2 separate regions of the Homo sapiens genome follow, and region 1 is linked to region 2. The links are chromatin contacts, found by Hi-C or POLR2A ChIA-PET in ENCODE. All regions are on one chromosome and are shown on one strand. The core of a region is the stretch at or near the end of the contact, and the rest is flanking DNA. Distances in the headings are between cores, read along the strand shown.

Evidence for each region. A loop is a pair of places that touch in the nucleus more often than their neighbours do. ChIA-PET counts read pairs that join two places held with the same protein, here RNA polymerase II (POLR2A). Pooled maps may share reads with other maps.
Region 1: a loop to region 2 is called in a pooled map, with 2.9 times the contacts of the local background. The contact joins two enhancer-like sites. A Hi-C loop is called at or near these places in 1 of 37 single-sample maps with no recorded cell type and 2 of 50 pooled maps. POLR2A ChIA-PET finds 5 or more read pairs at or near these places in 4 of 52 experiments (GM12878, OCI-LY7, WTC11 and 1 more).

Annotation. Positions count from the first base shown.
Region 1 is chr2:144,429,457-144,433,807 of GRCh38, forward strand. It overlaps ZEB2 (zinc finger E-box binding homeobox 2), which reads right to left. Exons shown (of 10, transcript NM_014795.4): 3 at 313-570. Among named protein-coding and RNA genes, the nearest start is that of ZEB2-AS1, 88 kb to the right of the region's middle. RefSeq lists an enhancer at 1,076-2,789. Within about 2 kb of position 1,400, at least 16 of the 41 ENCODE cell types and tissues checked have a DNase peak (open chromatin) inside an H3K27ac peak, as active enhancers do.
Region 2 is chr2:144,265,828-144,270,369 of GRCh38, forward strand. The region is part of intron 1 of QTMAN (queuosine-tRNA mannosyltransferase); the gene reads right to left. Among named protein-coding and RNA genes, the nearest start is that of QTMAN, 64 kb to the right of the region's middle. RefSeq lists an enhancer at 2,052-2,834. Within about 2 kb of position 1,529, at least 2 of the 41 ENCODE cell types and tissues checked have a DNase peak (open chromatin) inside an H3K27ac peak, as active enhancers do.

The DNA of each region.
Region 1 (4,351 bases), core at 150-2,649, 160 kb after region 2:
TCTTGATCATGTTACATAATTTGCACATTGTAAATGTGGTGCAAATACCTCATGTTATGTGTTGAAAGTGTGGTTCATGTTTGACTTGCATCAAAACTGAAATATAATCCCTTCCTAAGATGTAACTGCCGCAATGTGATAACATTACTATCACTTCATAATCTGTCACCAGCTTTGGTATCTCTATTCTGCAAGGGCTCAATGGAAAGAAATATTTTAATTATTTGGTTGTGGGCGATCTGCTAGGTGGAACAGATTAGTTGAAGATGTGAAGATGGTACAGGAAGAGGCCAAGTGATTTTAGACACTTACCTGGACCATCTACAGAGGCTTGTAGAATCTCGTTGTTGTGCCAGGGGTGTTCCACTCCACCCTCCCTTATTTCATCTTCCTCTTCCTCTCTTGGCAACAGAGCTTGGCTCACGTGTGGGGAGGACTCATGGTTGGGCACACTAGCTGGACTCGTCTCCTGGTCCAGAGGGTTGGCAATACCGTCATCCTCAGCAATATGAAGCTTGTCTTCCTCATCTGTTTCAGAACCTGTGTCCACTACATTGTCATAGTTCACCACTGCAGAAGAAGCACAAAACACACTCTCTAAACACTCTGTTGAGAAACATCAGCCACCCCTAATTGTTTAGTTAAATGGAAAATAATTAATATTTTCATAACTGAATTACTCAACCATGTCAGGAAAATATAATTAATATCCTTCAGGTTTTAGCATTTTTATTCTTTTTCAATTATAGCTGGGTGCTCTTTCTGATTTTAAACAATTTTTTCCTAAAAATGATGGGAAATTCTAAAAAGCAACAGAAACATAGACACACAAACTATGCCTATACTGCATATGTAAAGAGACGTATTGCAATATGTACTTTCGATACTCCACAAAAACTTATAAAATAGATCTACAATAGACAATTTTATTAGCTTAGAGACATGAAGTATTTACTATATAATGTTGTACTATAAATACGAGATGACTTCACTATATTAACTGTGGTTTTTTCCCTAGAAACAGTAGACACACACACACACGTCCATCTATTTACCCAAATACACAAACACATACACAAACCTGCTCCATCTGAATTTTCACTCTTTCTTCTATGTCAACCGTCATGTGCTAAGGCCATTTATATCCTAATCTTTTAAGCAGAAAATGAGGAAAAGCCATATCTTCTGGGCCATTAATACTACTATTGAGATGTCTTCATAGTGTCATAATTACAGAAGATTTCAAAGTGACACAGGCAAGACCAACACAAATGTTAAAATAACTCACAAGAACCGGCGGGCTGCTTTTGCAGCCCTCAGTCCCAGCAATGCTCAGTAGCTTTTCTTAAAATAGACAGCCTGTAAATAAGGTCTGTGAACTCAATTGAAGGTGGCTGTTTCTGAATTAGTCAGCCCTCACAGGCTCTCGGCCTACATGCTAGTACATAAATTGTCCACTTTACCACCAGACAAGAAAGATTAGAGTAATAAACACGGGGCATTAGCTCAGCTAGAGAAACACACCAGCCGTTACGCACACACAGGATTGCCAAGAACTGTTAACCCAACTCTCCAGAAACACACACAAAAAAACAAGTTAGAACCATGACATCATGGGAACAAGAGGGAGAGAGAAAGGGGGAAAAAAGGCTGTGGAAAAAAAAAGCGCAAACAATTTTCAGGTTCATTTTGATTTCTCTGCGCCTAATAAAGCAATCCTCCGCTAAGTTATCAACTGAGCTATCTCAAGTGGCTCTTGCCAGCTATCGGATTATACAAAAGTGGCAGAAAAGGAGGAAAAAAATGAAAAGGATTGTGTGTCAGGTTCATAATGCTTTTGGAGAATTCTGGAAACATGTCTAGTTACAAATTTTAGTCAGTCATATCTGTTTGCTTTGACAGGTTCCCAGGGAGTAAAAAAGGAACAAAAAGAGAGAGATTTTTTTTTTTTGTCATGTGAAGCTGGGGACAAAAAGATTACACCGTGCATATCTGCTCATAATATGATCTTTGTATAATCCGCGGGTCTGCACTTGCCTTCCGAACAACTGCACAACAGGTGCAAATTAAAATGAAAACGGCAGCGGAGCCGGGCAAACAGAATCTGCTGACCTGGTTTGAATACCAATTGACGGGGGAAACAAAACCTTTTCAAGAGGTGTGACCACAAGGGCTTAGGCAAGTTCAGGCTGGGTAATGCCCTCAGATCTACAAAAAGAGAGATATTCTAACATCTCTGCTCTAGCTGTGTGGTCCAGATATACCTTAGTACAATCAATAATGTGCTTCTTTTTTTTTTTCCTGGTGACTGAGATTTAACTATTTCTTAGCAACAAGCAGAAGATTCTTTACAAATTTTCAGAATGCTGGGGGTAGGGGGGAGTGGGAATGGGGGGGCTACAACAAAAGCTCCTAAGGCCTGGGAAGCTTTCAACCCACCTCCTAAAAACTGATCTCTGGGCACAGGAGGAATAAAGAAAGGTCCAGAAGGAGTGAATAAAATTATCTAAGGCTGGACAGGCATTAAAAGGCCTTTATCCTGGAAAAAAAAAAAAAAAAACCCATGCCTTTTAAGGTCTTTTTCTGCATGGACCACAATATCCCGTGTGACACGTGAGTGTTCCTGCAGCAATACAATTGAAATATTTTCTTGTGGAAAAAAAAGAGAGATAAATGATTTATGAACAGCCCTTGAGGAGTCCCAAATATCAGAACAATCTAAACAAGCAATGAAGTCATGTCTCACCATATAGGGTCAGGAGTACAGCATCCATCACCTTCACAGGACAACAATACTTCACAACCTTTAGGGTTTGTGCTCACAAATAGTAGTAAATACTTTTAAACTAAATAAATAACTGCTGTCAAATTCACTTACAGAGGCAGTATGCCATCTTTTCTAGCGCTGTGTTAACTAGGATATGCATTTCCATATGCCATTATGCTGGTGTGCCACTCTCCCAACCCCTTTTTAAATCCAGGTACAACAATTCATAACATAGTTTTTATATCTGAATTCAAATGAGACAATCTCATTCTGCTCTTTCTGGTTGACCATCTGACAATCAAAATTAAATGCACTGAGATGGACTTTGCACTTCCTGATCCCTACCCCATGCCCCGACTTCTAAATCCCAGGATTTTCCTTTAAAATGTTCCCTCACGTCTAGTCAGTGGATTTGCCTAGTACAAGTACTGTGGAAATTTTCACCATAAAATATTCTTACTCTAGAATGGCCAATACTTGATGGGTTTAGCCGCACTTACATTATGAAATAAAAATAAGCTCATTTTCCCATTTGGACCTGTTTTGATGTTTGCCCACCATCATCACCACTGGCAGAAGAGATCTTAATAATGTAGCTTTGTCTCTGCAAAGAAGAGATTCAATTTTGTATAATAACCAACGTATACTGGTTTTAAATGAGGTTCATTGGGCAGAATATATTAGGCCAGTGTCTGTTTTTGAACTTATGATATATATCTTTTTATTCAGCATTTAAAAGCCTGGAAGTTCCCATATAACGTAGCAAAGTTCTATTCAGTCCTTACAGGTCAAATAAGCCACCCTTTGCATGAGTCTCAGCAAAATTTTAGACATGTATTGGAGCTACATGGCTGGCACAAAAACAGACAGTTACTTCAAAACCACAAAGAAGTGGGAGCCCAAAGAATTCCTTTCTGCAATTCAATAAACAAGAGGAAAGATGTACTGTTTGCTGGCTCAAAATAGACACTAATTTTACATCTGTCTCTGAGGCATAGCAAAAAGCCAACTAAAGAGCAGTAATAAATGTCCAAAAACAGCATCAGTATCCAAAACTCTCACAGTAGTCTTCAGAGGAATTAATTACAATTCTGTGTAACAGTTGCATTGGCAAAATGCACCTATAATTATATACAGGTACTGTACTGTATTACAGGGAAATTTGCCATGTGATACTATGTTTACATGATAATTGATGGATAAGATAAAACTATTTGCATATGAAGGGCATAAGAATTACTGGCATGGCTCACCATTTTATGTGGAATCATATTAAAGTTTCATTTTCTCTAAAACTGTATGTATAATATGGGGTTACCAAAGGGCATAAAGCTGATACTTAAATTTGCTTTATAGCAAATGGGCCTGGAAAGATATATCTGCATATGCATTACTAAAAGCCTATATTTAAAAGGCTTTATAGTTTATCTATAATAAGCATTATTTTCACTTCACCAGATTACATTATATTAAATCCTCTCTACTCTTCCTTCCAAGTAAACAATACTCTAAATTATATCACTATGCCAATTAATTTTACAGTCATATGCAAAACAAATAATGGTTTCTCTTCCTTGCCTATAC
Region 2 (4,542 bases), core at 279-2,778:
AAAATTAATCACATCCCTAGCAACCTAGGCACACCACCCTCTGCCAGCACTCTCAAATCAGAGTGGAGAATCCAGTTTGACTCCTTCCATCAACTGCTCACCTCTCCAACAAGGCCCACACATTCATCTATATTCACAGCTCCTACCATGGCACCCTGTATGCTCTAAGTGCTCACTAAGAGTTGAGAAGTAGAAGGTAAAGAGCTGGAATACGTAAAGAATTTGAGGTGAAATAATTCTATAAAGGGAGAAAATAACCAGCTAAGAAAGTGAGAAAGTAGGACTAGATGAGGTCATTGTGAGAAGAGAACAAGGTCAAGAGCAGAGTTCACTGTGGAGGGTTACTGGAGAAAATGATGGAAAGGAAACTTATGAACAAATTACTGAAGATACTAGAAGGTTAATAAAGGGGTGTAAATAGGATTAAGTAGCAAAATGAAGAAATAGTAAGTTCTTAGAAAGAGGGGTAACATCCAGAATTTGAAAAATGGCAAAAAGTGGTTGTAAAAAAGAATCAGAGCTTGGGAGCCAGGGTGGAAATCACTACCCCACAGCCCCATCACACTTAATGACTAGCAAGTTATTTAACTTCTGTAAGCCTCAATTTCCTTATCCATAAAATTTTCTTTACCTATAGATACAACAATATCTACTTTGCATGGTAGTTTTGAAGATTAGATGATATCTAGATCAGTGACTGAGACATTGTACCAATCGATAGTAGCTGCTACTGTGATTGGTTTTACAAACATTAATCTAGCAATGTAAGTAAAGTGAATTAAAGGAGGACTGGAAGTTGAAACATCTCTTAAGAGGAAACTGCAACAGTCACTTGCTTTGGGCACAGGTATAATCTTAAATTCACTTTACCTTGGCCTTAGTAATGGCTTTACCCTTAACCAGCAATGATAACTCAGGCAAGTCACTACTACTTTCGGTACATATGTCCCCATCTGCAGACTTATTTAATAAACTCTGACCTTCCTACTTCACAAATTTGTTGTATGGGTTATTTTAAATCAAGAAAAAAATACATTTGTAAGTGTTTCACAAACTATAAAGTACTTTGGGGAAAAGAAAGAAATGAAGAACATGGGGCAATTTTAGGAAACATTTTCAGGAAAGGCTCAAGGACATTAGAGGTATTGGAAGGTAAGGGACACAGCATAAAGGACACCACACTAAAAATGTCAAGGTATTAAGAGAATGCTTCTTTAAAAGAAATGCAGATATTTAGAGGAAAAAAAAATAATCTGAAGGAGATGATTTGGGATCTATTCTAAGATGAAAGTGCAGGACTAGAGTTTAGGTGATAGGCAATGATGTGAAATAGAACTCTGAGAATCACCGGCAATACCCATCAGAGTGTGAGAATTATGATTTATCTGTGATACAAATGCTAAACAAGAAGAACTAAAGTTATTATAAGATTCAAAATGGAATAAGTAAACGCCTAGCAAAGGAAAAGTACAAACCCACCCTAACACCTCAGAGACAGGTATTACAGGAAGAAGAGTAGGCAGCAGAGACTTCAAAGGAAAGTGCTCATGTAGCTGAAAAGCCAAGGTCATGTGACATTAGCATGTCAAGGAGATTGAGAACTGAGAAAAATAACCCTCTACATTTGGCTAGATGTGGTCACCAGTGACCTTCACGAGTGCAGTTCCAGTACAGAGGTGGGACAAAAGCCAGATTGCAAGGAGTTAATCATAATTCTATGATCCTAACACAAAAAAGCAGTTGCCAGTAAACTGAAGGTGAAATTCACAGATAAGAGAAAAGCACATTTAATAATTGAAAGGGGACAAACTTTATCTCAAGAAAGCTTCTTAGGATTTTTAACACTTCCACAGGAGAAATAGGACTTAGGTTTTTAAAAATCTCCTGAAAGTTATATTTAAGTAGTAAAACAGATGAAAATTTTCCTGCAACTGAAAGACAAAAAGAGAGAGAGGTGAGTTAGCCCTAATAGCGATCTAAACTTTTGATTACAATTCATTCACATGCTCTAAATAGGTATTTCAATACATTATACTTAATAACAACTGTAGTGCTATGGACTGAGTGTTTCTGTCTCCCAAAATTCCTATGTTAAAGCCTTATCCCCAGTGTGATGGTATTTGAAGGTGGGGCCAATGGGAGGTGATACAGTTTGAATATTAGTTCCCTCTAAACATCATGTTGAAATTTGATTTCCAATATTGGTAGTATTGGAGGTGTTGCAGGTGGGGCCTGATGGGAGGAGTTTGGATCAGGAAATCAGATCCCTCATGAATGGCTTGGGGGTGGCCATTCTCATGGTAATGAGTGAGTTCTCATTCTATAAATTCCCCACAAGAACTGATTGTTACAAACAGCCTAATGGTTTCCTCCCTTCTCTCTTCCTCCCTCTAATGCCTGCTCCCTTTCTTCTGCCATGAATGGTAGTTCCCTGAAGCCCTCACCAGAAGCAGATGCTGGTGCCATGTTTCTTGTACAGCCTGCAGAACCGTGGGCCAAATAAACCTCATTTCTTTCTAAATTACCCAGGCTCAGGTATTCCCTTATAGCAATGCACAATAGACTAAGGCAGGAGTATTTAAGATTTGAGGGAGGAGCCCTCATGAATGGGGCTAGTGCCCTTATAAAAGATGCCAAAGAATTTCCTTCCTCTCTGCTCTCTATGTGGCAATACAATGAGAAGGTGGCCATCTGCTAACCAGGAAGCAAGCCCTCACCAGACAAAGGATCTGCTAGCACTTTGATCTTGGATTTCCCAGTCTCCAGAACTGTAAGAAATAAATATCTGTTGTTTAAACCACCCAGTTGAGGATGTATTTGTTATAACAGCCTAAACTGACCAAAAAATACAGGCAAACCAAGGTATCCTTTGTGTGAATAAATTACATATTACTAAAAAGAGCAGTTAAATAACATTGCTATGTTATAATTATTAAGTAAACATTCCTTTCTAATGGCCCCAAATTTCCATTTTTTTTTGTTTTTTGACTCTCGCTCTGTCACCCAGGCTGGAGTGCAATGGCACGATCTCGGCTCACTGCAACCTCCACCTCCCAGGTTCAAGCGATCCTTCTGCCCCAGCCTCCCGAGTAGCTGGGATTACAGGCACCTGCCATCATGCCCACCTAATTTTTGTATTTTTGTAGAGATGAGGTTTCATCATGTTGGCCAGGGTGGTCCCGATCTCCTGACCTCAGGTGATCTGCCCGCCTCAGCCTCCCCAAGTGCTGGGATCACAGGCAGGAGCCACTGCACTCGGCCCCCAAGTTTCCATTTCTTAAAGCCTATATAAATCTACGTAAGATGTTACAAATGTCTTTTTGAGATTCCATTCATAATATACGCTAACTGATATTTGATTTAAATAAGTATTCACCGTTACTTTTAATTCATTTAAAAGTAAAATATAATCCCAAAAAATCATTTTTAAATAATAATAATTCTAAAAACCATAATGGGAGAAGCTGAGTAAAACTCCCCCAAGAATCTTAAGGGTCCTAGGATGTTGCTTGATGCAGTTCTTCAAAAGAAAAGAGGAGAGAAAGAGATTCTGCTTGTACCTCAATTGCCAAAACTTTTGTCCTAATTTCACAACTGTGAATGATATCGTTAATTTTTAACTTTTTTTATTTTTTGCATAGTAAAATGTTACACCAAAGAAATAATATATAAATACAGACATAATCCAAAAATATCATTTGGGTCAAGTTTTATCCTTCTCACCCCAAAAATCTATGGTCAAAGATACCAATTATAACTGATTTTATACAGTTGGTTCTTTTTTGCTTTCCAAGATATGGAAGGGGTTCTAATGAAACATTCCAAAATAAAATGACCTAAGAAAAAAATACAACGGGCCAGAAAAATCCAAATTTCCCTGATTCTGACTAAGATCCAGAAGGAAAGAACACTAAACTAGAAATTAGAAGCTCTAGTTTTAGTCCAGTCCACATGGAAAAACCCCATTTAATTACTATGCTATCCAACTTCCTCATTTAGTAAAAAAAAAAAACTCACCTATTCCACCTACTTCCAAAACCGTTATAATCATAAAATATAACAGCATATATAAGAAATATAAATTACATTTGTAACGCATTATAATACTAAGAGAGCTTCACAAATATAAGGCAATAACTATTGATCATTATTTTATAGTTTAGATGGGTTATTTTAATTAATCTATATACTATAAGCTTAACAGATTTTTTAATATTATAATACCACATTTTATTATTTCAATTATTCTCTGAACTCTAATGGACATATTTAGTTGTGAATGTCTATATAGTAAAATGTTGATTATCCAGTCAGTTAGGATTTCTACATTGTTTAGAAGGTGGTCTACCAGAAATAGGAATGCTTTTACACTGTTGGTGGGAGTGTAAATTAGTTCAACCACTGTGGAAGACAGTGTGGCAATTCCTCAAGGATCTAGAACCAGAAATACCATTTGACCCAGCAATCCCATTACTGGGTATATACCCAATGGATTTGAAATCATCCAACCGTAAAGATACATGCACACGTATGTTTATTGCA